Regions from separate parts of the Homo sapiens genome. Here region 1 is linked to region 2. A link is an interaction called in ENCODE POLR2A ChIA-PET data of the cell type or tissue named here. Cell type or tissue: PC-9. All regions are shown on one strand. Links, peaks and the distances in the headings refer to the core of each region. The heading gives the core; the rest is flanking DNA. Region 1 overlaps LOC105372334 (a long non-coding RNA gene). Region 2 has its middle 55 kb from the start of ZNF675.

Evidence for each region. ChIA-PET counts read pairs that join two places held together with the same protein. Peaks named below come from ENCODE experiments on the same cell type or tissue, not always from the same donor. Only the 100,000 strongest peaks of a DNase experiment are listed, where the experiment ranks them.
Region 1: POLR2A ChIA-PET joins it to region 2 with 5 read pairs; 2 of 35 experiments call an interaction of 5 or more read pairs at or near these places.

The regions. Positions count from the first base shown.
Region 1 is chr19:23,471,612-23,487,878 of GRCh38, reverse strand. It overlaps LOC105372334 (a long non-coding RNA gene), which reads left to right. Exons shown (of 3, transcript XR_936479.2): 2 at 5,425-5,568; 3 at 8,034-12,850. Among named protein-coding and RNA genes, the nearest start is that of LINC01224, 64 kb to the right of the region's middle. In PC-9, for the core only: no CTCF peak of the experiment used is centred there; a DNase peak (open chromatin) is centred at 6,648; H3K27ac peaks cover 3,604 bases.
Region 2 is chr19:23,623,594-23,639,860 of GRCh38, reverse strand. No RefSeq gene overlaps it. Among named protein-coding and RNA genes, the nearest start is that of ZNF675, 55 kb to the left of the region's middle. In PC-9, for the core only: no CTCF peak of the experiment used is centred there; no DNase peak of the experiment used is centred there.

The sequences.
Region 1 (16,267 bases), core at 2,698-10,697, 150 kb after region 2:
CTTTGTTGAAGATCAGTTGGCTGCAACTATTTGGGTTTATTTCTGGGTTCTCTGTTCCATTGGTCTATGTGCCTGTTTTTATACCAGTACTATGCTGTTTTGGTGACTATGGCCTTACAGTATAGTTTGAAATCAGGTAGTGTGGTGCCTTCATTTTTTTTTTTTTTTTTTTTTTTTTGCTTAGCCTTCCTTTGTCTATGTGGGCTCCATATGAATGTTAGAATTGTTTTTTCCAACTCTGTTTTTCTAACTCACCATCTTCAGAATGATGGTGGTATTTTGATGGGGATTGTGTTGAATTTGTAGATTGCTTTTGGCAGTATGGTCATTTTCACAATATTGATTCTACTCATCCATGAGCATGGGATGTGTTTCCATTTGTGTCATCTATTATTTCTTTCAACAGTGCTTTGTAGTTTTCCTTGTAGAGGTCTTTTGAGTCCTTCATTAGGTGTGTTCCTAAGTATTTTATTTTTGTTGAGTTATTGTAAAAGGGGTTGAGTTCTTGATTTAATTCTCCGTTTGGTTGCTGTTGGTGAACAAAAGGGCTACTTATTTGTGTAGGTTAATCTTGTATCCAGAAACTTTGCTGAATTATTTTATCAGTTCTAGGAGCTTTCTGCAGGAGTCCTTAGGGTTTTCAAGGTAAATGATTATATCATCAGCAAACAGAGGCAGTTTGACCTTTTGTTTACTGATTTGGATGCCCTTTATTTTCTGTCTTATTGCTTTGGCTAGGACTTCCAGGATTGTGTTGAAGAGGAGTAGTGAGAGTGGGCATCCTTGTCTTGTTCCCGTTCTCAGAGGGAATGCTTTCAACTTTTCCCCATTCAGTATTATGTTGGCTGTGGGTTTGTCATAGATAGCTTTTATTATATCAAGCTGTGTCCCTTGTGTGCCAACTTTGCTGAGAGTTTTAATCATAAAAGATGCTGGATTTTGTCAAATGCTTTTTCTGAATCTATTGAGATGATCTTGTGATTTTAGTTTTAAATTCTATTTATGTGGTGTATCACATTGTTTTACCTGTGTGTGTTAAACCATCCCTGCATCCTGGTATGCAATCCACTTGATCACAGTGAATTATCTTTTTGACATGTTGTTGGATTTAATTAGCTAATTTTTTGTTAAGGATTTTAGCATCAATGTTTATCAATGATATTGGTCTGTAGTTTTCTTTTTAGGTTGTGTCTTTTCCTGGTTTGGGTATTAGGGTGATGCTGGCTTCATAGGATGAATTAGAGAGATTTCCTTCTTTCTCTGTATTAGTACTGATTCTTTGAATATCTGGTACAATTCTGTTGCGAACCTCTCTGGTCCTGGACTTTTTTTTGTTGGTGATTTTTAAATTACCATTTTAATCTCCCTGCTTGTTATTGGTCTGTTCAGGGTATGTAATTCCTCCTGATTTAAGCTAGGAGAGTTGTATTTTTCCAGGAATTTAAGTATCTCTTCTAGGTTTTCTAGTTCTTTTGTAAAGGTGTTTATACTAGCCTTCAATGATTTTTTTGTGTTTCAGTGGTGTCAGTTATAATATCTCCTGTTTCATTTCTCAGTGAGGTTATTTGGATTTTCTCTTTTTTTCTTTCTTAGTCTTGCTAATGGTCTATCAATTTTATGTATTTTTCCTAAGGAGAAGCTTTTTGTCTCATTCATTTACCTTTTGTATTTTTTTTTGTTTCAATTTCATTTAGTTCTTTTCTGATCTTGGTTATTTCCTTTTTTTCTGCTGGGTTTGGGTTTGGTTTGTTCTTGTTTCTCTTTTCTCTAGTTTCTTGAGGTATGACCTTAGATTGTCTGTTTCTGCTCTTTCAGACTTTCTGATGTAGGCACTTAGGGCTATGAACTTTCCTCTTAGCACCACCTTTCCTGTATCCCAGAGGTTTTGAAAGGCTGTGTCATTATTGTCACTCAGTTAGAAAAGTTTTTAATTTCCATATTGATTTTGTTTTTGCCCCAGTGCTCATTCAGGAGCAGGTTACTGAATTTCCATGTTTTTGCATGGTTTTGAAAGTTTCTTTGTGTGTTGATTTCCAGTTTTATTCCACTGTAGTCTGAGAGAGTGCTTGAAATAATTTCAATTTTCTTAAATTTATTGAGGCTTGTCTTATGGCCTATCATATGATCTATCTTGGAGAAAGTTCCATGCGCTATTGAGCAGAATGTGTGTTCCATGGTTGTTGGATGAAATGTTTTGTGTATATCTGTTAGTCCATTTTTTCCAAGGTGTAGTTAAATTCATTGTTTCTTTGTTGACTTTCTGTCTTGATGACCTGTGTAGTGCTGTCAGTGGAGTATTGAAGTCCCCCACTATTATGATGTTGGTGTCTATCTCATTTCTTCTGTCTATTAGTAATTGTTCTATAAATTTTGGAGCTCCAGTGTGATGTTTGTATATTTAGGATTGCATATATGTTTAGGATTGTGATGTTTTCCTGTTGGGTCAGGCCATTTACCGTTATATAATGTCCTTCTTTGTCTCTTTTAACCACAGTTGCTTTAAAGTTTGTTTTGTCTGATATAAGCATAGCTACCCCTGCTTACATTTGGTGTCCATCTGCATGAAATGCCTTTTTACACCCCTTTACTTTATTTGAGTCTTTATGTTAGGTGAGTCTCCTGAAGATGGCAGATAGTTGGTGAGTTCTTATCCATTCTGCCGTTCTGTGTCTTTTAAGTGGAGCATTTAGGTCATTTACATTCAATGTTAGTATTGAAATATGAGGTACCATTGCATTCATCATGATCTTTGTTGGCTGCATACTTTGGTGTTTTGTTGTTGCTGTTGTTGTTGTTGTTGTTTTGGAATGGAGTCTGCTCTGTCACCCATGGTGGAGTGCAGTGGCTCGATCTTGGCTCACTGCAACATCCGTCTTCCAGGTTCAAGTGATTCTCCTGCCTCAGCCTCCTGAGTAGCTGGTACTACAGGTGCTCACCACTACACCGGGCTAATTTTTGTATATTTAGTACAGACAGGGTGTCACCATATCAGATAGGGTGGTCTCGAACTCCTGACCTTGTGATCCACCCACCTCAGTCTCTCAAAGTGCTTACTGGAATTACAGGTGTGAGCCACTGCATCGGGTATTTTTTTTTAACTTGTATTTTTATTTTATAAGTCTTGTTTGATTTATGCTTTAAAGAGTTTCTGGGCTGGGCACAGTGACTCACTCCTATAATGCCAGCACTTTGGGAGGCTAAGGCGGGTGGATCACCTGGGGTCAGGAGTTTGAGACCAACCTGATCAACATGGAGATACCCCCTTCTCTACTAAAAATACAACTGTTTCTTTCCTTCATATATGATGCTTAGTTTCATTGGATGCAAAATTCTTGGCACATAATTGTTTTGTTTGAGGAGGCTGAAGATGGGGCCCCAATCCCTTCTAGTTTGTATGGTTTCTCCTAAGTAGTCTGCTGTTAATCTGGTAGGTTTTCCTTTATAGGTTACCTGGTGCTTCTGTCTCACAACTCTTAAGATTCTTTCCTTTGTCTTTACTTTGGATAAGCTGATGACAGTGTGCTTAGGCGAAGATCTCTTTGCAATGAATTTTCCAGGTGTTCTTTGTGCTTCTTGTATTTGCATGTCTAGGTCCCTAGCAAGGCCAGAGAAGTTTTCCTTGATTATTCCCTCAAATATATTTTTCAAGCTTTTAGAATTGTCTTCTTCCTCAGGAACACAAATTATTCTTAGGTTTGGTCATTTAACATAATTCCAGACTTCTTGGAGGCTTTGTTCATATTTTCTTATTCTTTTTTATTTGTCTTTGTTGAATTTGGTTAATTCAAATATCTTGTCTTTGAACTCTGAATTTCTTTCTTCTACTTGTTACTGCTGAGACTTTCCAGAGCATTTCGTATTTCTAAAAGTCTGTGCAAAGTTGCCTGAATTTTTGATTTTTTTTTCTTTAAGCTATATATTTTGTTGAATATTTCTTCCTTCACTTCTCATATGATTTTTTTTTTATTTTGTTGCATTGGGCTTCACCTTTCTCTTGTCTCTCCATCATTAGCTTAAGAACTAACCTCCTGAATTCTTTTTTTAGATAAATCAGGGATTTCTTCTTGGTTTGGATCCATTGCCAGTGAGCTAGTGTGATTTTTTTTTTTTGTGGGGTGTTGACAAACCTCCTTTTGTCATACAACCTGGTTTGCTTTTCTGGTTCCTTCTCATTTGGGTAGTCCCTTTCAGAGGGAAGGTCTAGAGCTGAAAACTGTTGTTCAGATTTTTTTTTTTTATCCCTCAGGGTGTTCCCTTGATGTAGTACTCTCCCCCTTTTCCTGTGGATGTGGTTTCCTGTGAGCTGAACTACAGTGATTGGTTGTCTCTCTTCTGGATCTAGCCACCCAATGAGTCTTCCCAGCTCCAGACTGATACTTGGGGTTGTCTGCACAGAGTCCTGTGATGTGAAGTGTTTATGAGTCTCTCAGCCATGGATACCAGTGCCTGTTCTGGTGGAGGTGGCTAAGGGTGCAATGGACTCCATGGGTGTCCTTAGCTTTGGTGGTTTAATGCTTTATTTTTGTGCTGGTAGACCTCCTGCCAGGAGATAGTGCTTTCCAGAAAGCATCAGCTGTAGTACTGTTGAAAGGGACTAGCAGTGGGTGGGAACCCAGGACTCCCAAGATTATATGTCCTTTTTCTTCTGCTACCATGGTGTTTAGGGAAAGACCAATGGGTGCGGGGGGTGCTAGGCATGCCTGAGTTCAGAGTCTCCTTGGGTGGTTGTTGCTGAAGCTGCTGTGGCAGATGGGGGTGAGATTCCCAGGTCACTGGAGTTGTGTACCTAGGAGGATTATGGCTGTCTTTGCTGAGTCATGCAGGGTGTCAGGGAAGTGGGGGAAAGCTGGCAGTCACAGGCCTTACTCAGCTCCCATGCAAACGAAAGGGCTGGTCTCACTCTCACTGTGCCCTTCATAACAGACCTGAGTCTGTTTCCAGGTGGAGGGCGAGTTGGGCTTGAAAATTTCCCCAGGCTTTCTGTCTCCCAGCTGCGGGAAAAAAAAGGGCTTTAGTTCTTCCATGCCTGTGAAGTCTTCAAGCCGGATTCATGCCTTCCCCCAAGTTCTGGCCATAAGTCTTCTTGCCCCATTCAAATTGTTACAAAGTTCAGCTAGGGAAGTCCTTCTCCCCTTGGAAGTTTTACCCCCTGCTCCTCTGTCCTCCCCTTGATGGATCCCTGTGGTGCTAGGCAGGAATGGGCTCCTTGGGGATTCAGCGAGCTCCCAGGGCCTCTTTGTTGCCTCCTACACCCCTGTATTTCACTCAGCTTGGCTCTCTAACTTGACGCAGCTCCAGGTAGTTAGAAACTTCTCCCACAAACAGACTTTCAGCTTCTCCAGTGGGGTTGTGTGTTTAGGAGAGGAGGATCTCCCTTTCCCACTTCTGCAGTTGTGGCACTCACAGTATTTGGGGTGTCTCCAGGGTCCTGCAGGAGCAGTCTGCTTCCTTCAGAGAGTCTGTCCTGATGCCTTTAAAGACACAGTCTCAAGATGAAATGGTGATTTGTTCAGATAATCTCTCCTGAGAAGGAATCAGAGAAGAGAGGAAGAAATGGTTGATTGTCAGGTAAGTGTGTCCCAGGTCAAAATTCTGTCCACATTTTCTTCTAGAATGTCATGTATTTAGAATTGCAATAATTTACATTTCTACTTCTGATGCTTTTGCCTAACAAGATTATTTGAACTACATTTCTCTTGTCTTCTCGTGACAGTGAAAGGACCTCATTAAAATAATTCACTTCTATATATCAGAACCTTATCTTTATTCTCTCCATCCAGGCTTCTTACATATCACAACTAATACCTTGAATTTATACCCTGAAATATTGAGAGTATTCCCTTTGTTGACAGATCAGCCTGGGCAGGTGGGGATATAAAACATTCTTATTGGGGATGGTGCTGGGTCCTCAGATATCAGTGAGGGAGAAAACCGCACCTTTTGGGTTCCATCGGAGGGCTCCATCAGCTCTATGAAGAACATAATTTTTAAATGCACACTTTAAAAGGATGAAATTAATAGCCTGGAATAATTTAGAAAGATATTTAAAGGAATGAATTCAAAGAAATTTGCCTTCTAGAATGCTAAAAGAGTTTTTAGATACACTACTAGAAATTACAAAACATGGGCAACATATGTGGCTTGAACTTTACATAAAACACATTTTTCATGATTAGATTCAGATTATAATTTATGTTTTTTGGCCAGTAGTCTCACAGAGTCATGTTGCATCCTCCTATATGTATCAGCACCTGATACCAATCTGTCCCATTAATTTTATTAACTTGGTTAACGTGTTTTCTGAAGAATTTCTTCACTATAATGTTTCTTTTTAAAAACTGTATTATTAATAGGTATTTTGGAGAGGTGACTAATGTGCATAAACAATCACATTTACTCTGAAAGCTCCCCTATCATGCCAAGTGTCAGGTTCCAGCCTAATCTGAGGTCTAACAGGAGTGGGTGGGTGAGTGGTGGGTTGCTGGAAAAACAATCAAGGAACTATGGGAATTTTTGAGATGGCTTTTTTTTCTCTCTAGGCACAAGCCTGAGCACGAGCCCTGTGTACAGGGTGAGCAGCTTTACTCTCCCTCTCCCTCCTGTCCACCTGTCTGTGTACTCTTTTCACTCAATAGTGGATCAGAGCCAAGTATGAGCTTATACAACCAGGTTACATAATAAGTAGAATGGTGCACCTGCACTCTAAACTAACTGAGTCATGCTGAACCAGACGTTTACCATGGCCTATTTTTGACCACAGAACATCCATTTTTCTTACACTCTTTTTCTTAATAGTTTCTCTTTGTTTATACATTGCTTTGGAAAATGAAGGCTGTCATCTTTGTTTACTGGTCATATACATGGGGAAAAAACCCAGGTTCTATCACTTACTAGATGTTTTACAGAGTATTTTTCTTAAGCTAGAATCATTGACATCATTGGTGAGTTTGTTAGCAATACAGTAACTCAGGTCTCATCCCAGATCTCTTGAATTAGAATACGTATTTTAACAAAATCTCCAGTTTATTAATGTATGCATTAAAATTCGAGAGGTAACTTCTAACTTACTGTGACTTCTCCATATGAGAACTGTACACACCTTACTCTGTATAATGTATATATGGCACTCAAAACTGTAAATGCTTGTGTTTTTGCCATAAATATTATGCTGTGTCATTCAGAAAACTATAATACATACACTGGTTTTGTGGATCTTGTTTCATCCTCTTTCCTCAGAATGAAGGAATACATTAGAGAATCTTTCTCTATTGAACAATATTTTATTGGATAATGCCAGTCTCTTATGTGAAACAGAGCCAGTTCTCTTAACTCTCAAACACTTAGAGTAAAATTAATAATTCTGCCTATGACCACTTGCTAAGTATGTGTGGGTCTTTGGGTTTATTTTAGGAAATGTTAACTTTCAAGGCTGTGGCCATAGAATTCTCTCAGGAGGTGTGGAATGTCTGAATACTGCTCAGTGAAATTTGTTCAGAGATGCAGTGTTAGAGAACTGCCGAAAACTGGTCTCTCGGTGTCAATACATTTTCCCCAGGTTTTCTAATACACCCTAAGGCTTCTATTTTCTCCCTTTGTAGAATGATTTTGGCAGTTTTTCCTCTGCACAAATTATTTTTAGATCAACACTTTTAAGGAAAACTTGAAGGTTTACTGGAACAGAAAAGAAAATCTTCAAGATGTTTTAACAGGAAACTTCCCCTTTCTTGAGCTAATCTGTATTCTTCACTCTAGATTAATGGTCATTCTAGAAATTCAGTGGCATTAAATATTCTTGCCCAAATATTAAAATTCAATATCCAGCACCAATTTTAAATTCAATAATATTGAATAGTAGAGCTAAGGACCCAGAAATGTAAAATATGTTCTAAATATTCAAAAGTTTCTGTCAGAAAACAGTATTTTGGAATTAAATTTCTAGAATCTTTCATATTTTCTCCTCTCTACTGAACATGGTACAAGGTTGGTAACTGTAGAATCTCAGCAAGTTATGTTACTTTTTTCTAACAAAACAGGCCTTGCTGTCTCTAAACCTGATCGCATCTCCTGCCTTGAGCAAATAAAAGACCCCTGGAATGTGAAGAGACATGAGACAGTGGTCAAATACTCAGGCAGGTAAGCATGAATGAAGCAGATAACACAGACGAGAGGTACAAAGGTCAAAAAGAATTGCAGACCTTAAAATGTGGTATGGGATGCTCTGCTTCAGTGGAAATGTTTCCTAAAAAGCCATTTTTTATTCTGTAGCTTTTGTATAGGAGCATCATTTGTCCCATACCATTAAATTCTCTATGGACGTTACTTGCTATTTAGTGATTTTCCTTTGAAGGTACCGTGAGAGCTAAAGTCCTCTTTATGGCTTATAAGGTGCTGCATGATATGCCTCCTCTTCCATTGCTTCAAGGGGGGATATAAGAATATCTCTGAGTATTTTGAGGAAGTGCATGTTAGATCATTTCTGAAGTTTTCTTTTTCCATCATATCTGAAGTGTGTGAGAGCAGTGGTGACATTAAGATTTGTTTCAGAAATCTCAGGAACATCAATGACAGATGTTACTTGCTATTTCTGTATTTTTTCTTTTCTTTCTTTCCTTTTTGTTTTTGTTTGTTTGTTTGTTTGTTTGTTTGAGGCAGAGTTTTGCTCTTGTTGCCCAGGCTGGAGTACAATGGCATGATCTCAGCTCACCACCATCTTCCCCTCCTGGGTTCAAGTGATTCTCCTCTGGGTTCAAGAGATTCTCCCACTTCAACCTCTGGAGTAGCTGGGATTACAGGCATGTGCCACCATGACCAGCTAATTTTGTATTTTTAGTAAAGATGGTGTTTCCCAATGTTGGTCAGGCTGGTCTTGAATTTCCGAACGTAAGTGATCCTCCCGCCTTGGCATCCCAAAGTGCTGGGATGACAGGCGTGAGCCACCGTGCCCAGCCTCTATTTTTTCTTTTTGATATTAGTAATTTTAACAGATTTGAAGTCATACCTCATCACTGTTTTCATTTGCAGTTGCCTATTTGTAGGTGATATTAGGTATCATTTTCATGTAATAAACTAATTTTCTTTGAGTAGATACCCAATGATGAGGTTTCTGAATCAAATCGTAGTTTTATTTTTAGTTGAGATTGAGCATGTTTTTTATATGCGTGTTGGTTATTTGTATGTCTTTATTGAAAAATGCTTAGTAGTATTTGCTCATTTTTCAATGGGATTTCTTATTATTATGATATTTTTGAATTGTTTGAGTTATTTGTAAATTCTGAATATTGGTTTCATGTTGGCCCATAGTTTGCAAATATATTCTTTTATTCTGTAGGTTGCCTATTTATCCTGTTGATTTTTTTTTTTTTTTTTACTGTGCAAAAACTCTTTTGTGTCCCATTTGTCTATTTTTTATAATAATAATATAATAATAGTTTTCTTTGTTGTGTCCTTGGCTAGTTTTGGTATCAGGGTGATACTGACCTCAGAGTGACTTAGGGAGAATTTAATTATCTTCAATTTTTGGGAAGAGTTTAAGGAGGATTATTATTCTTTGTATATTTGGTAGAATTTGGCTGTGCGTTTATCCAGTCCTGAGCTTTTCTTTGTCGAGATACTTTTTATTACTGACTCAATCATGCTACTCATTACTGGTTTGTTCAGGTACTCTATTTCTTCCTGGCTCTATCTTGGGAGGTTGTATGTTTTCATGAATTTATTCATTCTTTTTAGGTTTTCAGGTTTATTAGTGTCTAGATGTTTATAATCATTTCTAGTGAACTTTTGTATTACTGTTGTATCCATTGTAATGTCTTCTTTCATAACTGATTTTGTTTATTTAGATTTTCATTCTGTTTGTGGTTAATCTACCTAGCAATTTACCCATTTTGTCTTTTTGGAAAACCAACTCTATTCTGTTGATCATTTTTATTGTTTTTCATCTCTATTTCATTTGGTTCTGTTCTGATTTTTGTTATTTTTTTCTTCTAACTTGGAATTTTGTTTATTATTAATTTTCTAGTTCCTTGAAGAGTGTGTGATGTCAGGTGCTCAATATGTAAGCTTTCTACTTTTTTGATGCAGTCATTTAGGCTGTAAACTGCCCTCTTAGTATTATATTTGCTTTATCTCACAGGTTTTATTATATTGTGTTTGTCTTTCCATCTTTTTTCCCACACATTTTTAATTTTTATCTTAATTTTCTTTTTGAAATGGGTTTTAATCTGTCACCCAGGCTGGAGGGCAGTGGAACAATCTTGGCTCACTGCAACCTCCACCTTCCAGGATCAAACCATCTTTTTATCTCAGCCTCCCGAGTAGCTAGGACCATAGGTGCGCACCATTACATCTAGCTATTTTTTAAAATTTTTTATAGAGATACAGTTGTGGCATGTTGCCCAGGCTAGTCTCAAAGTCCTGACCTCAGGTGATTCACCTGCCTCAGCCTCCCAAAGTGCTGGGATTACAGAGATGAGCCGCCACTCCTGGCTGGCCATTTTAATTACTTCATTTACAGTTTTTGGGAACAAGCCCCCCAAAATCTGTCCATAAACTGGCCCTGAAATTGGCCATAAACAAAATCTCTGCAGCACTGTGACATGTTCATGATGGCCATAACACCCACACTGGAAGGTTGTGTGTTTAGCAGAATGAGGGCAAGGAGCACCTGGCCCGCCCAGGGCAGAAAACCACTTAAAGGCATTCTTAAGCCACAAACAATAGCATGAGTGATCTATGCCTTAAGGACATGCTCCTGCTGCAGTTAATTAGCCCAACCTATTCCTTTAATTTGGCCCATCCCTTCATTTCCCAGCCTGACCAATGTGGTGAAACCTGTCTCTACTAAAAATATAAAAATTAGCTGGACGTGGTGGTGGGTGCCTGTAATCTGAGCTACTGGGGAGGCTGAGGCAGGAGAATTGCTTGAAACAGGGAGACAGAGACTGTAGTGAGCCTACATTGCACCACTGCACTCCAGCCTGGGCAACAGAGCAAGACTCCATCTCTCAAACAAGTAAAATAAAATAAGTAAATCAACATGCAGTAGTCAGTGAGCATCAGCCATGCAATTGTGCTAGGTACAGAAGATGGAAAAAATATCCTTGAGGTAGGAGAAACATGTTAACAGATAAATTACAGCAGACAGACTTGATAGACGAGGGTAAAAGTTATTAGGAACAGAAGGCCTAATTCTCCCTAGAAAAGGTACTATTTGAGATGGGTCTCAACGAAGAGTAAAGAGTAAATATTCTTTGCTGGGGGAAGGGGATGGAGACACAACAAAAAGAACAACCCATGCAACAGCAGGGGCAGTAAAGAATTATTCAGTGTGTCAGTGATGTGGAAGACAGAGACAAGAGCCAAGACTAGCAATTTGGTTTGGAAGCAGATATGGGTCTTCGTAAAACAAGTGAAGGAGTTTGGATTTTTCTTTTTGCAGACAGCAGGGAGGCAAGAGATGTTATTAGGCAGGCAAACAATGACAGCAGCTTTTGTTTTTGAGGATGATGACTCTGGCAGCAAGCTGGAAGATTAACAGCAGTAGAGAGAAACTGGTGGCAGAAAATTAAGAGGTGCTTATGACTCAATGAGGGCCTTAGGTCAGAAGTGATTAAACAGCCAAAGTCAGTGACTGAAGCATGGTTTTGAGGAGAGCCTGGTGACTGATTGGACATGGGGGTGAGAGAGACATGCATCAGGACAGCCATCAGTAATGTTCCTGGCCTAGTAGGTTGTGTGCATGGCAATCACCTTCCAGAAGGAATGGACATTACTTTCATTTTTACAAGTACTTGCAGGGTGAGGGACTTGTAGTGTGATCAGGATCACAAAAGATTACTGCTTCAGAAAAATTGTAAGTGAAAATGTAGAGTTAGAGTTGTCAGTTTATAGGTTAAAGGAGAGGGCACAAAAGCACCAGAATGCACAGGGCACTCTGCAGGAACAGAACTCACTCCCAAGTATGGGAGGTGAAAGGTTGCTGCAGAGAACAGGTACCTGGCAACTGACTGCAATGGGATGCTTACAGTCTGTCCACTGATTTCAGAATTTTAAAACAACTATTCTCAAGTGTTGCACATGTCTCTAAGGTAAGTGGGAGCCCAGACCACTGTGGAGGCAACTGTCTGCTTACTGCAGGCAGCCCTTTCTTTTCTGGAATTCAGTCTCCTCATCTTCCTGCCTTATCTCGTGCATATTTCCTGCTTGTGTAGTAGGGTGGAAAGTGGAAGGGCAGGACAAAGGTCAAATCAGTGGCACTTATTTGCTAAACATATACTAGACAGTTCTGGTGTGAGGCCTGGGGTCCCAGATCATATAAATTATCACTGTCTCCTTTATTGCATCCCTGTATTGTCCCCATCCATCTCAGCCAGGGCAGCTGGCTAACATCCACTCTCTCAAGACGACATGTGTGGACAGAAGACCTGGCTCAGAAACACCAGTCTATGAAAAGGGCAGATAGTTATGTAAGAATTTTGCAAAAACTTGAGAAATTAAAATAAGGGAGACTATGAATGCAAAAACATTAACTATCAAGCTAGTAAGAGCTAGTTCAAAGAATTTTTTTAAAAGATATACTCCACGTAACTGAAAACATGAGGGAGACTGGCAGATGACAGCATCAGAGCGAATTTCCTAAATAACTCAGGTAGGAGCCACCTACCAAAACAACTTTACAGAGCCAATGCATCTCATTTGTTGAAGAAGCTGATGAGTTCTAGAGCTCTTATTTACTATGGAGTTTTCAAATACACTGAATACCACTTAATGTTTTCCTCAATCCCAAGCTTCTTGTAAAACTTTGACCTTGCCAACCATGGCATCTTAGAGGCAAATAAAAGCTTACTTACTTTATGGAATTTCAGATTTCTAAATATAGCACATGCAATACAGGGAATGCACCCACTGTGCTTGTGGATGCAATAAAGGCCACTACTACACCTCTCAAGCAGGCTTGCTTGACTTCAGCTCTGCTGACATTTGTGGCTATCCTGTGCATTGTAATATGCTGAGCAGCATTTCTAGTGTCTGTATACTTAAGGCCAGTAGCACCCTTCCCCAAAGCAAATCACTCAAAAATTCAAAATTCTGGAAAGGAAATCCACAGTGGATACCCACAAAACTTCCTGATCTCAAAATAAACCACTTTATTCCATATGTAGGTTTTGAGTTTCTGGAACATTTATTTATCTTTACAACAATCCCATGAGGTAGAAAGGCTACTGAAAAGATGTCTATCATCATATTCATCAATGGCAACGTCACCAGAGGCTAAAGTTTCATTTGAAATTCCCTTATACCTTCAAATTCAATCAAATTTATTTTGAAAAAAAAAGGTCTTTATTAAAAATAACAACACACATACACAGAGGTAAATAAGCAGTATACATTTAAATCTATGATTTTTTTTTTTTTTGAGATCAAGCTGACTCTATAAAGCAGGTGTTCCATGGAGCTAGATGGTAGTTAGGAATTGTGGATGCTGAGCTTAATTTATTGCCAGCCACTGGGTACCTCATAAAGCAGCTATAAAATGGGTCAACATACCCACCCAACCCTAATAGTGTTGTTCTGAGTATAAACATGGAATCTTTCCTGAATGATTTCAAAGAAGCAGGGTGAAAATAACTTAGTCCAAGAAGGTACATCAAAATGAATAAAGAACATTTTAAAGTAATTAAACTACCAGAAATATCACACATTTATATAGTCCTACCCCATTGTCTCTGAGAACACGGAAAAAAGAGAAAATACAAAGCAAGCTAGGGAAAGACAAATACAGTTTTTAAAAGCTCTAATTAACCCCACTAAGAATTTTTTTGGCTACCTGGTGTATGTCAGGCACTGTACAATGTAGGGCAGTGCTCCTCAACCCTGTTGGCACCAGGGTCTGGTTTTGTGACAGACAATTTTTTCACGGATGTGGCAAGATGGTTTTCTATTGGTATGATTTAAGCGCATTACACTTACTGTGCACTTTGTTTCTATTATTACATTATAATATATAATGAAATAATTATACAGCTCACCATAACGTAGAATCAGTGAGAGCCATGGGATTGTTTTCCTGCAACTAAAGGTTCCCATCTAGGGGTGATGACAGACAGTGAGAGATCCTTAGGCGTTAGATTCTCGTAAATAGTGTACAACCTACATCCCTCACGTGCGCAGTTCACAATAGGGTCTGCACTCCTACGATAATCTAATGCTGCTGCTGATTTGTAATGCGAGTGATGGGGAGTGGCTGTGAATCCTGATGAAGCCTCGCTCATCCACTGCTCACCTCCTGCTGTGCGGTTTGGTTTATAACAGACCACAGACTGGTATCAGTCTGTGCCCTGGGTGTTGAGGACTCCTGATGTAGGGCAACAATGTTTATTCATTTATTTATTGAGTGTAGTGCTGTAATCTCAGCTCACTGCAATCTCTGCCTCCCGGGTTCAAGTGATTCTCCTGCCTCAGCCTCCCGAGTAGCTGGGATTACAGGCATGAGCCAAGAAGCACGGCTAATTTTGTATTTTTAGTAGAAATGGGGTTTCACCATGTTGGTCAGGCTGGTCTTGATCTCCTGACCTCAAGTGATCCACTCGCCTAGGCCTCCCAAAGTGCTGAGATTACAGGTGCAAGCCACCATGACCGGCTGGCAACTACATTTATTACCATCCATTTATTACTAGGTCACCCATGTTGTACAGTGCCTGGCACAGACCAGGTGGCCAATAAACAGCTATTGATCTAATGCAGGAATAATAAGGTAAGGTTTATTTTTTCTCCTTCAACATGCTGTACCTTTGCCAGATGCAAATAAGACCTCAAAAGTCTGCCTGAATAAACTTAAAATAAAAGACCCTTTCATCAAACGGTCACTTAGATGGTGTAACAAGTTAGGTATGAATGTATCACCTGTACCAGCTCAGTGAAATGCGTGTTAACCATCACATAACAAACTCGTGTCTGGCACGCTAAGGGCTTTGAGTCTGAATTTCTGATGAGAAATAAAGTGGTATATAGAAAACCCCAGAGAATGATATTCCATATATCCATAAGCATCAGTAGCACTTCTTAAAAGTCTCGCACATCCAGCAAACCCTTTAAAAATGAGATATCCTAATATGCAACCAGTTTAGCAGTATTTTTAAGAATGATAAGGGCTGGGCACGGTGGCCCATGCCTGCAATACCAGCACTTTGGGTGGCCGAGGTGGGCGGATCACCTGAGGTCGGGAGTTCAAGACCAGCCTGACCAACATGGAGAAACCCTGTCTCTACTAAAAATACAAAAATCAGCAGGGCTTGGTGGTGCATGCCTGTAATCCCAGCTACTGGGAAATCTGAGACAGGAGAATCACTCGAACCTGGGAGGCGGAGGTTGCAGTCAGCCAAGATCGTGCCATTGCACTCCAGCCTGGGCAACAAGAGCAAAACTCCGTCGCAAAAATAAATAAAATAAAATAAAATAAAATAAAATAAAATATAAAATAAAATAAAATAAAATAAAATAAAATAAAATAAGATAGGGCAACTTCATTTACCTAAAATGGAGCACAAGATCCTTTAGAAGGAACTCATACTCATTCCTGCAAAAATTCTGCCAACTCTTGAAGGTAGCACAGAATTAAGCATTTGTGTGTGTGTGTGTTTCCAAAGAGGTTTTAGCCAAGATTGTGGTCTCTAACAGACTCCCTGATTAAAATAGGGTTTAGAAACTATACTGCCTACTTGAAAAAGCATCAAATCTAGAGAATGCTTTTCACAGGTATGAAAAAAATGAAAACAAAATCACATTCTTCTATTTGCAATTCCCTTTCCCTCACTTTCCACTTCTATTAAATATACTTCAGTAACATTGTGCATAGGTGCAGAGACCACACATATCTAAAAAAGGAAAAAACCCTCAAATATATGGGGATGGACTGGCGACTCTGCCTTTGCAGAAATCATTTTGTTTCCTCCAGACAGAAGTGTCTCATTATTTTCAGCATTCCTATCTAAAAGGCAAACTTTGTTTCCATTGACTTTGAAAGGGCTAAGCTTAAATCTGAACTCTTAAACAAGGACAAGAGTTCAATTTTCTATTAATGAAAATCCCAGACAGGTTTTTCAGCCTACCAAATCGTTATACTTTTCTTATTCACTCTTCTATCTCTCTCCACAACCACCAACATTACCACCCACAAAAGAAGAAGAAAATCCCTCCAATGTTCCCTGAATGTGTGCTGCTGCTAGCTCGGAAGCTGTGTAGAGTTTTGTAATGGAGTGTGAACTGCTGCCCC
Region 2 (16,267 bases), core at 4,042-12,041:
CCAGGCTGGAGTGCAGTGGTGCAATCTCGGCTCACTGCAAGCTCAGCCTCCCAGGTTCATGCCATTCTCCTGCCTCAGCCTCCCGAGTAACTAGGACTATAGGCGCCTACTGCCATGCCCGGCTATTTTTTTTTTTTCTTTTTTTTGTATTTTTAGTAGAGACGGGGTTTCACCATGTTAGCCAGGATGATCTCGATCTCCCGACCTCGTGATCCGTTCGCCTCGGCTTCCCAAAGTGCTGGGATTACAGGCGTGAGCCACCGCGCCCGGCCTTAACCTGTCAAATTTACAAAAATATTTTTATCTAAAATATTTTCAGGCTTATTGTACTTCCTTTGAAAACGTTGACATTTTAAAATTTAATTTAATTTAATTTTAGCTGGACCACGAATCAAAGTAATTCAGGTCTCTGAAGCAAAGCTGAAACTGCATGTGCTGAGAGTGACATTTTTTAAAAATTGTTTTTATTTCCAAAGGTTATTGGGGAACAGGTGGTGTTTGGTTACATAAGTAAGTTCTTTAGTGGTGATTTGTGAGAGTCTGGTGCACCCATCACCTGAGCAGTATACACTGGACCCTATTTGTAGTCTTTTATCCCTCACCCCCTTTCTACCCTTTCTCCCTGTATCCCCAAAGTCCATTATATTATTTTTATGTCTTTGCATCCTTACAACACAGCTTCCACTTATTAGTGAGAACATATGATGTTTGGTTTTCCATTCCTGAGTTACTTCACTTAGAATAATAGTCTCCAATCTCAACCAGGTCGCTGAGAATGCCATTCGTTCATTCCTTTTTAAGGCTTGGATAGTATTCCCATCCTATACGTATACCACAGTTTCTTAATCCACTCAATTGATGGGCATTTGGGCACGATTTTGCAATTGTGAATTGTACTGCTATAAACATGCATGTGCAGGTATCTTTTTCACATAATGACTTCTTTTTTTCTGGGTACCCAGTTATGGAATTGCTGGATCAAATGGTAGTTCTACTTTTAGTTATTTAAGGAATCTCCACCCTGATTTCCATAGTGGTTGTACTAGTTTACATTCCCACCCACAGTACAGAAGTGTTCTTTGTTCATTGAATCCATGCCAACATCTACTATTTTTTGATTTCTTGATTACGGCCATTCTTGCAGGAGTAAGTTGGTATCACATTGTGGTTTTGATTTGCATTTTCCTGATCATTAGTGATGTTGAGCATTTTTTCCATATGTTTGTTAGCCATTTATATGTCTTCTTTTTATAATTGTGTATTCATGTCCTTAGCCTACTTTTTGGAAGGATTGTTTCTTTTTTATTCTTGTTGCTTTTTTTGAGTTCTTTGTAGATTTTGGATATTAGTTCTTTGTCAGATGTGTAGATTGTAAAGATTTTTCCCACTCTGTGGGTTTTCTGTTTACTCTGCTGACTTTACTTTTGCCATGCAAAGGCTCTTTAGTTTAATTAAGTCCCAGCAATTTATCTTTGTTTTATTGCATTTGCTTTTGGGTTCTTGGTCATGAAGTCCTGCCTAAGCCAATGTCTAGAAGGGTTTTTTTCAATGTTCTAGTTTCAAGTCTTAGATTTAAGTCCTTAATCCATCTTGAGCTGATTTTTGTATAAGGTGAGAGGCGAGGTGAGGATCCAGTTTTATTTTCCTACATGTGACTAGCCAATTATCCCAGCACAATTTGTTGAAAAGGGTATCCTTTCCCCATATAATGTTTTTGTTTGTTTTGTTGATGATCAGTTGGCTGTAAGTATTTGGGTTTATCTCTGGGTTCTCTATTTTGTTCCATTGGTCTATGTGCCTATTTTTATACCAGTACCATGCTGTTTTGGTGACTATCGTCTTATAGTACAGTTTGAAATCAGGTAATGTGATGCCTCCAGATTTGTTCTTTTTAGTTAGTCTTGCTTTGGCTATATGAGCTGTTTTTCAGTTTAATATGAAGTTTAGAATTGTTTTTTCTAACTCTGAAGAATCATAGTGGTATTTGGATGGGAATTGCATTGAATTTGTAGATTGCTTTTGACAGTATGGTCATTTTCACAATATTGATTCTACCCATCCCTGAGCATGGGAGGTAATTCTATTTGTTTGTGTTGTCTATGATTTCTTTCAGCAGTGTTTTGTAGTTTTCTTTGTAGAAAGCTTTCACCTCCTTGGTTAGACATATTCCTAAGCATTTAATTTTTTTTGCAGCTATCGTAAAAGGGGTTGAGTTCCTGATCTGATTCTCAGCTTGGTCACTGTTGGTATACAGAAGAGCTACTAATTTGTGTACATTAATTTTGTGTCTGGAAACTTTGCTGAATTCTTTTATCAGTTCTAGAAGCTTTCTGGAGGAGTCTTTAGGGTTTTCTAAGTAAACAATTATATCATCAGCAAACAGTGACAGTTTGACCTTCCTCTTTACTGATTTGGATGCTCTTTATTTCTCTTGTTTGATTGCTCTGGCTAGGACTTCCAGTACTATGTTGAAGAGGAGTGGTGAGAGTGGGCATCCTTGTCTTGTTACAGTTCTCAGAGAAAATGGTTTCAACTCTTCCACATGCAGTATTATGTTGGCTGTGGGTTTGTCATAGATGGCTTTTATTACATTGAGGTATGTTCCTTGTATGCCTATTTTGCTGAGAGTTTTAATCATAAAGCAATGCTGGATTTTGTCAAATGTTTTTTCTGCATCTATTGAGATGATCATGTGTTTTTTGTTTTTAATTCTGTTTAGGTGGTATATCACATTTATTGACTTGCAATGTTAAACCAACCCTGCATCCCTGGTATGAAACCCACTTGATCATGCTTTGTTGATATGTTGTCAGATTCGGTTAGCTAGTATTTTGTTAAGGATTTTAGCATCTATTTTCATCAGGGATATTGGTCTGTAGTTTTTTGTTTGTTTGTTTTTGGTTATATCCTTTCCTGGTTTTGGCATTAAAATGATACTGGGTTCATAGAATGAAGGAAAACCCAAGGAAGGGTTTTCTCTCTCTCCATCTTGTGAAATAGTGTCAATAGGATTGGTACCAACTCTTCTTTGTATATCTGGTAGAATTCTGCTGTGAATCTGTCTGGTCCTGGACTTTTTTTTGTTTGTAATTTTTTAATTATCATTTCAATCTTGTTGCTTGTTATTGGTTTGTTCAGGATATCTAATTCTTCCTGATTTAAGCTAGGAGGGTTGTATCTTTCCAGGAATTTATCCATCTCTTACAGGTTTTCTAGTTTATGCACATAAAAGTGTTCATAGTAGCCTTGAATGATCTTTTGTATTTCTGGGGTGTCAGTTGTATCTTGTTTCATTCCTTGTTGAGCTTATTTGGCTTTTCTCTCTTATTTTTTTGGTTAATCTTGCTAATGGTCTATCAGTTTTCTTTATCTTTTCAAAGAACCAGCTTTTTGTTAAATTTATTTTTTGTGTTGTTTTCTTTGTTTCAACTTTATTTAATTCTGCTCTGATATTGGTTATTTCCTTTCTTCTGCTAGGTTTGGGTTTGGTTTGTTTTTGTTCCTTTATTTCCTTGAGATGCGACCTTAGATTGTCTGTGCTCTTTCAGACTTTGATGTAGGCATTTAGGGCTATAAGCATTCCTCTTTGCACCACCTTAGCTGTGTCCTGGAGGTTTTGATAGATTTTGTCCCCTTTTTCATTCAGTTAGAAGAATTTTATAATTTTCCTCTTAATTTCATTTTTGACCCAATAATCATTCAGGAGCAGGTTATTCAATTTCCATGTATTTGCGTGATTTTGGGGGTTCCTTTTGGAGTTGATTTCCAGTTTTATTCCGCTGTGGTCTGAGAGAGTGCTTGATAGAATTTTAATTTTCTTAAATTTATCGAGGCTCATTATGTGGCCTGTCATATGGTCTGTCTTGGTGAAAGTTCCATGCACTTTTGAATAGAATGTATATTCTGTGGTTGTTGGATGAAATGTTCTCTCTCTATATATATATCTATCTGTATATAGATAGATATATAGATATCTATCTGTATATAGATAGATATATAGATATCTATCTGTATATAGATAGATATATAGATATCTATCTGTATATAGATAGATATATAGATATCTATATATCTATATCTTTCATAAACGTACACAATTCTTTGACTGTTTCAAGAGTCAGGCTATACTTTCAGCTTGTCTTGTTTCTGTGAATATGGTGGCAGAAATCATGGATTTGAGGATCAACTGGGCTGGAGTCAAGCAGTCCCCTACCGTTTATTGGCTGAATGAGCTTAGGAAATCATTTGTTTAACCTTTAAGGCTCAATTGTCTCATCTGTAAAATGAGCAGGATATTATCCATCTCATTGTTAAAATCAAATTAAATAATTGAAATAAAGTGTGTAACACTATGCCTCGACACAGGTAGATATATCTATATATCTATATCTATATCTATATATCTATATATATATATAGAGAGAGAGAGAGAGAGAGATACATTTGTTCCCGTGTATAGTTTCAGTACATTGTTTCTTTGTATACTGTCTTGATGACTTTTTTTTTTCTTAGATGAAATCTGCTCTCTCACCCAGGCTAGAGTGCAATGGCATGATCTTGGCTCACTGCAACCTCCACCTCCCAAGTTCAAGTGATTCTCTCACCTCAGCCTCCCAAGTAGCTGGGATTACCGGTACCTGCTATCATGCCCAGCTAATTTTTTTACTTTTGTAGAGACAGGGTTTCATCATCTTGATCAGGCTGGTCTTGAACTCCTGACCTCAGCTGATCTGCCTGCCTTAGCCTCCCAAAGTGCTGGGATTACAGGCATGAGCCACCACACCCAGGTGACCTTTCTAGTGCTGTCAGTGGAGAATTAAAATCTCCCACTATTATTGTGTTGCTGTCTATCTCATTTCTTAGGTCTATTAGTAATTGTTTTATCAATTTGGGATCTCCACTGTTAGGTGCATATATGTATAGAATTGTGATATTTTCCTGCTGGACAAGGCTTTTTATCATTATATAATGTCCTTTGTCTTTTTTAACTGCTGTTGCCTTAAAGTTTGTTTTGTCTGATTTAAGAGTAGCTACTCCTGCTTGCTTTTGGTGTCCATTTGCATGAAATGTTTTTCCACCACTTTACCTTAAGTTTTTGCGAGTCCTTATGTGTTAGGTGAGTCTCTTGAAGGCAGCAGATGGTTGGTTGGGGAATGCTTATTCATTCTGCAATTCTGTGTCATTTAAGTAGAGCATTTAGTCTATTTACATTCAGTGTTAGTATTGAGATGTGAGGCACCATTCCATTCATCATGCTATTTGTTGTCTGTATACTTTGTTTGTTTTTGTTTTTTAAATTGTATTTTTGTTTTTTAGGTCCTGTGAGATTTACGCTTTAAAGAGGTTCTGTTTTGATATGTTTTCAGAATTTGTTTCAAGATTTAGCTCTCTTTTAGCTGTTTTGTAGTGGTGACTTGATAATGGCAAATTCAGCATTTGTTTGTCTGAAAATTATTATCTTTTCTTCATATGTGAAGCTTAATTTTGCTGGATACAAAATTCTTGGCTGATAATTGCTTTGTTCGAGAAGGCTGAAGATAGATCCTCAATCCCTTCTCGCTTGTAGAGTTTCTACTGAGAAATCTGCTGTTAATCTGATAGGTTTTGTTTTATAGGTTACCTGGTGCTTTTGTCTCACAGCTCTTAATATTCTTTCCTTCATCTTAACATTAGATAACCTGATGAAAATGTGCCTAAGCAACAATCTTTTTGAGATGAATTTCCCAGGTGTTCTTTGTGCTTCTTGCATTTGGATGTCTAGGTCTCTAGCAAGGCCAGGAAAGCTTTTCTCAATTATTCCCCTAAATATGTTTTCCAAACTTTTAGGTTTCTCTTCTTCTTCAGCAGCACTGATTATTCTTGTTTGGTCATTTAACATAATTCCAGACTTCTTGGAGACTTTGTTCATATTTTCTTATTCTTATTTATTTATTTATTTTTGTCTTTGTTGGATTGAGTTAATTCAAAGACCTTGTCTTAGAGCCCTGAATTTTTCTTCTACTTGTTCAATTCTATTGTGGAGACTTTTCAGAGCATTTCACATTTCTAAAATTGTGTCCAAAGTTTCCTGAATTTTTTATTGTTTTTTCTTTCAGCTATCAATTTCCTTGAATATTCCTCCCTTTACTTCTTGTATGATTTTTTTTGGATTTTCTTGCATTGGGCTTCACCTTTCTCTGACCTCTCCCTGATTAGCTTAATAATTAACCTCCTGAGTTATTCTTCAGGTAAATTAGGGATTTCTTCTTGGTTTGAATCCATTGCTGGTGAACTAGTGTGATTTTTTGGGGGGTGTTAAAGAGCCTTGTTTTGCCATATTACAAGGGTTTGTTTTCTGACTTCTCATTTTGGTAGGCTCTGTCAGAGGGAAAGTCCAGGGCTGAAGGCTGTTTTCAGTTCTTTTGTCCCACTGGGTGTTGTAGTACTCTTCCCCTTTTCCTATGGATGTGACTCCCTACGTGCCAAAATGCAGAGATTTTTGTCTCTCTTCTGGGTCTAGCCACCCAGCAAGTCTATGTGACTCTGCGCTGGTACTGGAGTTGTCTGCACAGAGTCCTGTGATGTGAACCATCTATAGGCTTCTCAGCTGTGGATACCAGCACCTGTTCTAGTGCAGGTGGCAGCGGGGTGCAATAGACTCTGTGAAGGTTTTCAGTTTTGGTGGTTTAATGCTCTAGTTTTGTGCTGGTTTGTCTCCTGCCAGGAGGTGGTGCTTTCCAGAAAAGCATCAGCTGTAGTAATATAGAGGGGGACCGGAAGTAGGCGGAGCCCTAGAACTCCCAAGATTATATGTCCTTTGACTTTTGCTACCAGGGTAGATAGAAAAGGACCATCAGGTGGGGGCGGGGATAGGTGTGCCTGAGTTCAGACTCCTCTTGGGCAGGTCTTGCTGTGGCTGCTGTGGGGTATGGGGGTGAGATTCCCAGGTCACTGGAGTTGTGTACCTAGGAGGATTATGGCTGCCTCTGCTGAGTCATGTATGTTGTTAGGGAAGTTGGGGAAGGCTGACAGTCACAGGCCCCAGCCAGCTCCCACACAAACCAAAGAGCTGGTCTCCCTCCTACCATGTACCCTGCAACAGCCCCGAGCCTTCTTCCAGGCAGAGGGTGTGATGGGCTTGAAAACTTGCCCCCAGCTAACCACCTCCCAAATGTGAAAGAAAGGGGCTTGGTTCTTCCCCCACCTGTGAAATCTGCACACCAGATTTGTGCCCTACCCACAGAGGGCTTCTCAGCTGTGGATACAGGAGAGAAGCTTCTTGCCCCATTCAAATTGTCACAAAGTTCAGCTAGAGATTTCCTTCTCCCTGTGGAGTTTTACCTCCTGCTCCTCTGGTCACCCTCCTGATGGATCCCTTTGGTGCCAGACAAAAATGGCCCACTAGGGGATTCAGTGAGCTCCCAGGCCTTTCTGCTGCTTCCTCTACCCCTATATTTCGCTTGGCTATCTAAATTGACTCAGTTCCATGTAAATTCAGAAACTTCTCCTATAAACAGACCTTTAGCTTCTCCAGTGGGGGTGTGTGTTCAGGAGAGGAGAATCTCCCTTTCCTACTTCTACAGTTTGGACACTCACAGTATTTGGAGAGTCTCCTGGATCCTGCAGGAGCAGTCCATTTTCTTCAGAGGGTCTGTGGGTCCTCTTGGGATTTCTGGCTTGTTCTTGCAGTAGATATGGAGCTAAAATTCACGATGCAAGCTTCAGCAAGCTGCTCTGTCTGGAGATGCAATCTAGTCCTGCCTCCTGTCCTCCATGATGATCCAACACAAAAGTACAGTATATTTTAAATTAAAAAGAGTAAACTGGGCCGGGCACAATGGCTCACTTTTGCAATCCCAGTACTTTGGGAGGCCAAGGCAAGCAGCCACTTGAGGTCAGGAGTTCAAAACCAGCCTGGCCAACATAGCAAAACACCATCTCTACTAAAAATACAAAAATTAGCCAGGCATGCACCCCTGTAGTCCCAGCTACTCAAGAGGGTGAGGCACAAGAATTGCTTGAGCCTGGGAGGCAGAGGTTGCAGTAAGCTGAGATCACACCACTGCACTCCAGTCTGGGCGATAGAGCAAGACACTGTCTCAAAAAAAAAAAAAAAAAAAGAAGGAAGCCATGAAGCCGTAGGTAACATGTAGTGAAGACTTCTCATGTGCCAGGCCCAGTGCTTACTTAACCTAAATGATCCCACTGGATCCTTACATCATGCCAACAGAGACGTATTATTACATGGATGTCTAGAAGTACAGTCGCCCCTTGGTATTCAAGGGGGATTGGTTTCAGGACCAACCCTACTCTCCTCCATGGATACCAAAATCCAAGGAGTCTCAAGTTTCTGATATAAAATAGTGTAGTGCTTGCACATAACCTATGTACATCCGACTATATACTTTAAATTATCTCTAAATTATTTATAATACCTAATATTAATTTATAATACCTAATATAATACCTATGCATTACTTCATTAGCATAAGTGCAACATAGTACTTGGTGAGGTTTTAAGTTTTGCTTTTGGGTACTTTGTGGGAATTTCTTCCCAAATATTTTCCAGACATGGTTGGCTGATTCCATGAAGGTGGAACCCATAGATAAAAAGGGTCTAAGTATTAGAGCCAGAGTAAACTGTATGTATTAGTATTATATATTTGAGGTTCAGACTCACAAATAATATTTCTGTTTATGATTTGAAAACTTCAAGGTTTTGTTTTTCATCTGTATATATACAGAACAGTGTATAGTGCTAAATTATTTGTTTCTTAAAATGCCAGCCACAGCTCTTGTGTGTCTGGATATATTTTGGACTTTTGTATGTTTAATATAACATAAAAAAGAAACTTTATTATGTTTTAGATAATCTAAGATTGGTATGCATAAACAAACTTTACAAATTACTGTAGCGTTTAGCAAACTATGTAATATTATGACTTTAGTATATTTACTTTTTGATGTCTGAGTCTTTTTTTTTTTTTTTTCTTGAGATGGAGCTTCGCTCTTGTTGCCTAGGCTGGAGTGCAATGGTGCAATATTGGCTCACTGCAACCTCCGCTTCCCCAGGTTCAAGTGATTCTCCTGCCTCAGCCACCCTAGTAGCTGGGATTACAGGCATGCACCACCATGCCCACTAATTTTTTGTATTTAGTAGACACTGGGTTTCACCAGGTTAGTCAGGCTGGTCTCAAACTCCTGACCTCAGGTGATCTACCTGCCTCAGCCTCCCAAAGTGCTGGGATTACAGGCATGAGCCACTGCTCCTGGCCTAAATTTTTTTTTTTTTAATAAAAGATAGGATTTTAAAAAAATGTCTCCACAAATTCAGGCTTATTTTATAAAATGGCAAAATAGTAAAGAAATGGTGATTAGTGTATATATATATATACACACACATATATGCTGCCACTCAATTAAAATACCAAATATTTAAATCAAAATTATTTAGACAGCAGATTAAAATAATTTTTTGATTTTCTGACTACTGTGATAGACATTCACAAACATTTCATAAATCATACCTATCAGTATTAGGTTTTACTTAGTAGTAATATATATATAAAAGAGCTGTTCAAGATGAATATTTTTCACCAATAATTTAGCATTTTGAAATATCCAGAAGTCTTGCTTTAATCAGATTAAGTCAGGGGATAGTTGAGTAATTATATTTTTTGTATGATGTGTTTAAAATTTTCTAGTTTAAATTGATATTGATTGATGATGGGTAAACAAATCAATTTTATAAATATCTCATAGGCCTATTAAATTGTTGAATTTTTTTTTTTTTTTTAGACGGAGTTTCCCTCTTGTTGCCCCGGCTGGAGTGCAATGGTGCGATCTTAGCTCACTGCAATCTCTGCCTCCCAGGTTCAAGCGATTCTCCTGCCTCAGCCTCCCAAGTAGCTGGGATTACAGGTGCCTACCACCACGCCGGGCTAATTTTTTTTGTATTTTTAGTAGAAACGGGGTTTTTCCATGTTGGCCAGGCTGGTCTGAACTCCTGACCTCAGGTGATCCACCTGCCACAGCCTCCCAAAGTGCTGAGATTACAGGCGTGAGCCACCACGCCTGCCTGAAGATGTTTTTAATTAAAAAATTCTGTCTTTCGGTATTGTTTACAGGGATTTTAGTCTAGTCTAATATGCTCCACCTGTTAATTAGTGTCACGTGCTAGATTCCAATTTATTTTCAGTGTGCCTGTATGACTTTTCTATCCATATTTTTTGAATAAAATTTCTATTACTTATTCGAATGTGTTATAATACAGCTGACACATTTAAAATGAAGCCACCAGTTAAAACAAGTTCTGGCTTAGAATAAAAAAGCTGTTACCAAGATAGAGTTATATATACAGATGGATGTGGCTCGACAAAATTTAGACAAAAAAAAATTGAATGGAACTAACATATGTTGCTATGACTTAGCCTCTAATGAGCCTATAAATAAATGCAGATTTCAGCACATTTATCCAGTTGCTTCCAGTACCTCTAAAGGTGGCATATCAATAATTCTTATGCTGCTGTCTAAGAAAACAGATTTTGCTGTTACCTAAACAATCAACTGGAAGGATTTTTTTTTTTTTTTCCTGAGACTGAATCTCGCTCTGTTGCCAGGCAGGAGTGCAGTGGCCCGATCTTGGCTCATTGCAACCTCCACTTCCCGGGTTCAAGTGATTCTCCTGCCTCAGCCTCCCGAATAGCTGGCACTACAGCCACCCACCATCATGCCCGGCTTTTTTTTTTTTTTTTTTTTTTGAGACAGAGTCTCGCTCTGTCGCTAGGCTGGAGTGCAGTGGCGCAATCTCGGCTCACTGAAACTTCCACCTCCTGGGTTCAAGTGGTTCTCCTGTCTTAACCTCCCGAGTAGCTCTGACTACAGACGCGCGCCACCGCGCCGGGCTAATTTTTATGTTTTTAATAGAGACGGGGTTTCACCATGTTGGCCAGGCTGGTCTTCAACTCCTGACCTTAGTTTACCCGCCCGCCTCCGCCTCCCAAACTGCGGGGATCAAAGGCGTGAGCCACCGCACCCGGCCTGGAAGGAATTTTTAAAACCTTACACCACATAAGGAAAAACTGAAATGTACTAATAAATGCAAACTACATCAGTGAAAAGTAGTAATCCAAAATGTCACTTTCAATATTTAAACATTTGGTTAAAAAAATTGATAAAATAAAGCTTTTCGTAAGCTTTCTGTAGCTTAACATGAGCTATAAAGTAGGCAAAAATCTTTAAAAATGAAAACAAACAAAAACTTACACCAAAAAAAGCTAACATCCACCAATGCATACATATGAATCTTTGTGTTTGGAGAGTCCAAAGCGAAACATTTGGTGAACTTGATGCAGTTAATTTTACTATATTGTCATACTGATAAATCATTCATATTTAATTTGAGTGAAACATGTTCACATCTTAAAAATACTGCTTTGTACTATGAATAATAAATGTAAAGTGTTTATCCTCAAGAGGACCCTTGTTCTCAACTCAACATATATGGCAATCCATTCCACTGTTTCCTCCAAACCATTGAGGCCTCATTAAAGCTCCAATATGGGGTGAGAGGGACTCAACAACAGAGAATGTGAAACAAGACGGATAAGGTAGGATGGTCGCTGTAAGGCTCAGGGATTGCCTGGGGGATTCCAACATCATAATGTCAACTATGAAGATTACTGGGTAAAAATAAACATAAGAAGCTGAAAACACCGTGACTTGAATTTGGTGGAAAGGAGTCTCTGGAATCATAAACAGTTGTACCAAAAGAATTGAGCCAGAGTGGCATGTATCTAAAGAATATTAAGGCAAATGTTTACAAGCACATTAGTATTTGTTCCTAATCTTATTAATGTAGCAATATCCTTTCTGTAATGTCAGCTTCTCCAAGCTACGATGCCATAGACAAACTAAGACAAGCGCCTAATATGTTACAGGCAATTAGATTTGAAATTTAACAAACTTGCAATAATTTTATTGAACTCTGTTTCATGTATAAATCTCACTGAAAGGCACTATCAAGTAACTATTTTCCACAGTCTTTTCTGGGATTTTCTGTGCCTGATTCCAAATCAACCTTATTTGAATCCTAGTCATTTCTAAATCTTCAGATGTAATAACAGAAAGACAGTAGAAATGAAGCCAAGTTACCCCAAACAATCCATGTCTAATATATTTGGTTCCCCAAATGAACTAAAATCACACAAGCTAGACAACAGTGGGTTTAAAATTCAGCCTAAATTCAACAGCAGCAGTCAAAACCATATGCAAAAATGAGCAAAGTCACAATGTAGACACCCTTAATATGTTATTCCAGGAAAAATAATAAAATTCTTATTTTGGTATTTTTTAGAAAGGATAAATACATTAAATATGACAAAATATACCCACTCAATTAGAATATCTTTAAATATGAATAATTTTATTTTTATTGTTAAATATTTAATATACATATATAAAAAAGACTTTCAGTGAAAAGACTTGTAGCTACCAGGTGTGAATTAAAGCAGCCCTGTGAAAAATAGAATGTTTTACTAGTAATGAAAATTGAAGCTCCAAGGATGTAAAATAATTTCTCTTGGGCACACAGCTAATGACCCAAAGCTAGCTCAAATATGTTTGATTTTAAAATTTTGATTTTCCCGGCCAGGTGCAGTGGCTCACGCCTGTAATCCCAGCACTTTGGGAGGCTGAGGTGGGCGGATCACCTGAGGTCGGGAGTTTGAGACCAGCCTGGCCAGCATGGAGAAACCTTGTCTCTACTAAAAATACTAAAAGTACAAAATTAGACAGACGTGGTGGCACATGCCTGTAATCCCAGCTACTCGGGAGGCTGAGGCAGGATAATTGCTTAAACCCAGGAGGTGGAGGTGGCAGTGAGCTGAGATCGTGCCACTGCACTCCAGCCTGGGCAACAAGAGCAACTCTGTCTCAAAAAAAAAAAAAAAAATTGATTTTCCCACTGTTGACAATGATGATGTAACAGTTGAATCTTATCTCAAAGTTGGTAGTTAGGAATAAATAAAGACAAGTATTATTGAGATAGGAGAGGTAGTCAAGAAAGTGACCATGTCCTCAGCATGCAGCAACCATGGCGACTGTAATGGTGACTGCATATTGTCAACTCAATAAGCCCCATCATTTACATTGTATTTCAGGTAATTCAAGCAAAGCTATCTGCAGTAGGAAAATTTCTCTGTAGAGAGCATGCGCATTTTGATTTTACCTGTTCTCAAACTGATCTTTTACTCATGATGACAGTAAAAAACACATCCGTGGTGGAGAATTTTTTTTTTTTTTTTTGAGACGGAGTCTCACTCTGTCGCCCAAGCTGGAGTGTGATGGCGTGATCTTGGCCCACTGCAACCTCCACTTCCTGGGTTCAAGCTATTCTTCCACCTCAGCCTCCCGAGTAGCTGGGATTACAGGCACATGCCACCATGCCTGGCTAATATTTTGTATTTTTAGTAGAGACGGGGGTCTCACCATGTTGGTCAGGCTGGCCTTGAATCCCGACCTCAAGTGATCCGCCCACCTCGGCCTCCCAAAGTGCTGGGATTACAGGCGTGAGCCACCGTGCCCAGCCTAACTTTTATTTTATTACATGTGTTCCACATTGCCGTGGTAATGCTGTTGAACTGCACTATTTTTACCAGAAGATCATCTGTGTGAATTTGAATAGACTGACACTGTTGAGGACCAGCTCAGCACACGCACTTGAACTGTAACTCTGCTTTTCAGGCAGCTAAAATGCCTTTGAAGTGTGAAAATAAGGTGACCGCTGATTAAGCAGAGCAGAGAGTTTTTATTTATTTGTTTCTTTATTTCTTTTCTTTTCTTTTCTTTTCTTTTTTTTTTGACACTGAGTTTCGCTCTTGTTGCCCAGGCTGGAGTGCAATGGCGCTATCTCAGCTCATCGCTACCTCTGCTTCCCGGGTTTAAGTGATTCTTCTGCCTCAGCCTCCTGAGTAGCTGGGACTACAGGCGCCCACCACGCCCAGCTAATTATATTTTTAGTAGAGACGGGGTTTCTCCATGTGTCAGGTCGGGAGGTTGAGCTCCCGACCTCAGGTGATCCACCCACCTCGGCCTCCCAAAGTGCTGGGATTACAGGCGTGAACCACCGGGCCTGGTCAAAAGACACAATTTATATTTTAAAGTTAAAATGGCCTGGCTCAGTTGCTCACGCCTGTAATCCCAGCACTTTAGGGGACCGAGGTGAGCGGATCACCTGAGGTCAGGAGTTCGAGACCAGCCTGACCAACATGGAGAAACCCTGTCTCTACTAAAAATACAAAAATTAGCCGGGCATGGTGGCACATGCCTGTAATCCCAGCTACTTGGGAGGCTGAGGCAGGAGAATCGCTTGAACCCAGGAGGCGGAGGTTGTGGTGAGCTGAGATCGCACTATTGCACTCCAGCCTGGGCAACAAGAGCAAAACTTCGTCTGTAAATAAATAAATAAAGTTAGCACTATTGTACTCCAGCCTGGGCAACAAGAGCGAAACTTCGTCTCTAAATAAATAAATAAATAAAGTTAAAATACTTCTAGAAATTAAAAAAGTAAAGAAAAAAGAGATATAAAAACAAATTAAAAAAAGAAGAAAGAGGATTACTCACAGTAGCTAAGATATTGTATGAGCCAAGTGTTCTTCAACAGGTGAATGAATATAGAAAATGTGGTATATTTACACCACAGAATGCTATTTAGCCCTTAAAAAGAAGAAAGTATTGTCATTTGCGACAATATTGATGAACCTCGAGGACATTATGCTAAGTAAAATAAGTTATTATCATCTCAGCTTTGATTCACCAGGCAATTGAATCATATCTTGATGAGTCAGAACTGAAGGAATAATATATTTGTTAAAGCAGTTTGGGTTGTATATTACAATTTCAGATGATTCACAAAATAGTATATTTTCTACTCATGTCACTATCTCCTGTGAGTTTATTTTTCCCTGAGACAGAGTTCCACTCTTGTTACCCAGGCTGGAGTGCAATGGCACCATCTCGGCTCACTGCAACCTCTGCCTCCGGGTTTCAAGTGATTCTCCTGCCTCAGCCTCCCGAGTAGCTGGGATTACAGGTACACGTGCCACCACGCCCAGCTAATTTTTGTATTTTTAGTAGAGACGGGGTTTCGCCATGTTGGCCAGGCTGGTCTCGAACCCCTGACCTCAGGTGATCTGCCCACCTCGGCCTCCCAAAGTGCTGGAATTAGAGGAATGAGCCACTGCTCCCGGCCTCCTGTGTAAGTTTTTGTTGTTGTTAAGAGGACTTCAAAGGCAGGCGCGGTGGTTCACGCCTGTAATCCCAGCACTTTGGGAGGCTGAGGCAGGCAGATCACAAGGTCAGGAGATCGAGACCATCCTAGCTAACACGGTGAAACCCTGTCCTACTAAAAATACAAAAAGTAGCTGGGCTCGGTGGCACAGAGCCTGTAGTCCCAGCTACTCTCGAGGCTGAGGCAGGAAAATCGCTTGAACCCGGGAGGCTGAGGTTGCAGTGAGTCGAGATCTCCAGCCTGGGTGACAGAGCGAGACTAAGTCCCAAAAAAAAAAAAAAAAAAAAAAAGGAAAACCAAAAAACAAACAAAAAAACCAAAAGAGGACTTCATCATTTTTTAGGAATTACATCTTCTTTCATTTTCTCTCTACATCTTTCTCGTTCTTCAGCCAATGGATGAAAAAAGAGATGCAGAGAAGACACATTTGCTTCTTATCCACACATCACTTCCATTCACTATTAGTCAATGTGGTTGTTGCTGAGAATAGCAGTTTCTTAGCCGGACAGCCACTTCTCAGCAATAAATAACACACTGAAAGAAAAGTATAAGTCTTTCATCAAAAGATACTGTATTTTAAGCAAAATAAGCATATGCATCAATAATAAAATGCTTGTGGTAAAATAAAGAATTTTTTTTATGGCCGAGGGCGGTGGCTCAAGAATATAATCTCAATACTTTGGGAGGCTGAGAAGGGAGGATCACTTAAGGTCAGGAGCTTGAGACCAGCCTGGCCAACATGGTGAAACCCCGTCTCTACTAAAAAATACAAAAGTTAGCTGGGCTGTGGCATGCACCTGTAGTCCCAGCTACTTGTGCAGCTGAGATGGGAGAATCGATTGAACTCAGGTGGCGGAGGTTGCAGTGAGCCGAGATTGCCACTGCACTCCAGCCGGGGTGACAAAGTGAGACTCCGTCTCAAAAAAAAAAAAAAAAAAGAAAAAAAGAAAAAAGAAAAAAAGAAAATACATACAAAATAATTTTTTTTATTTCTATTGA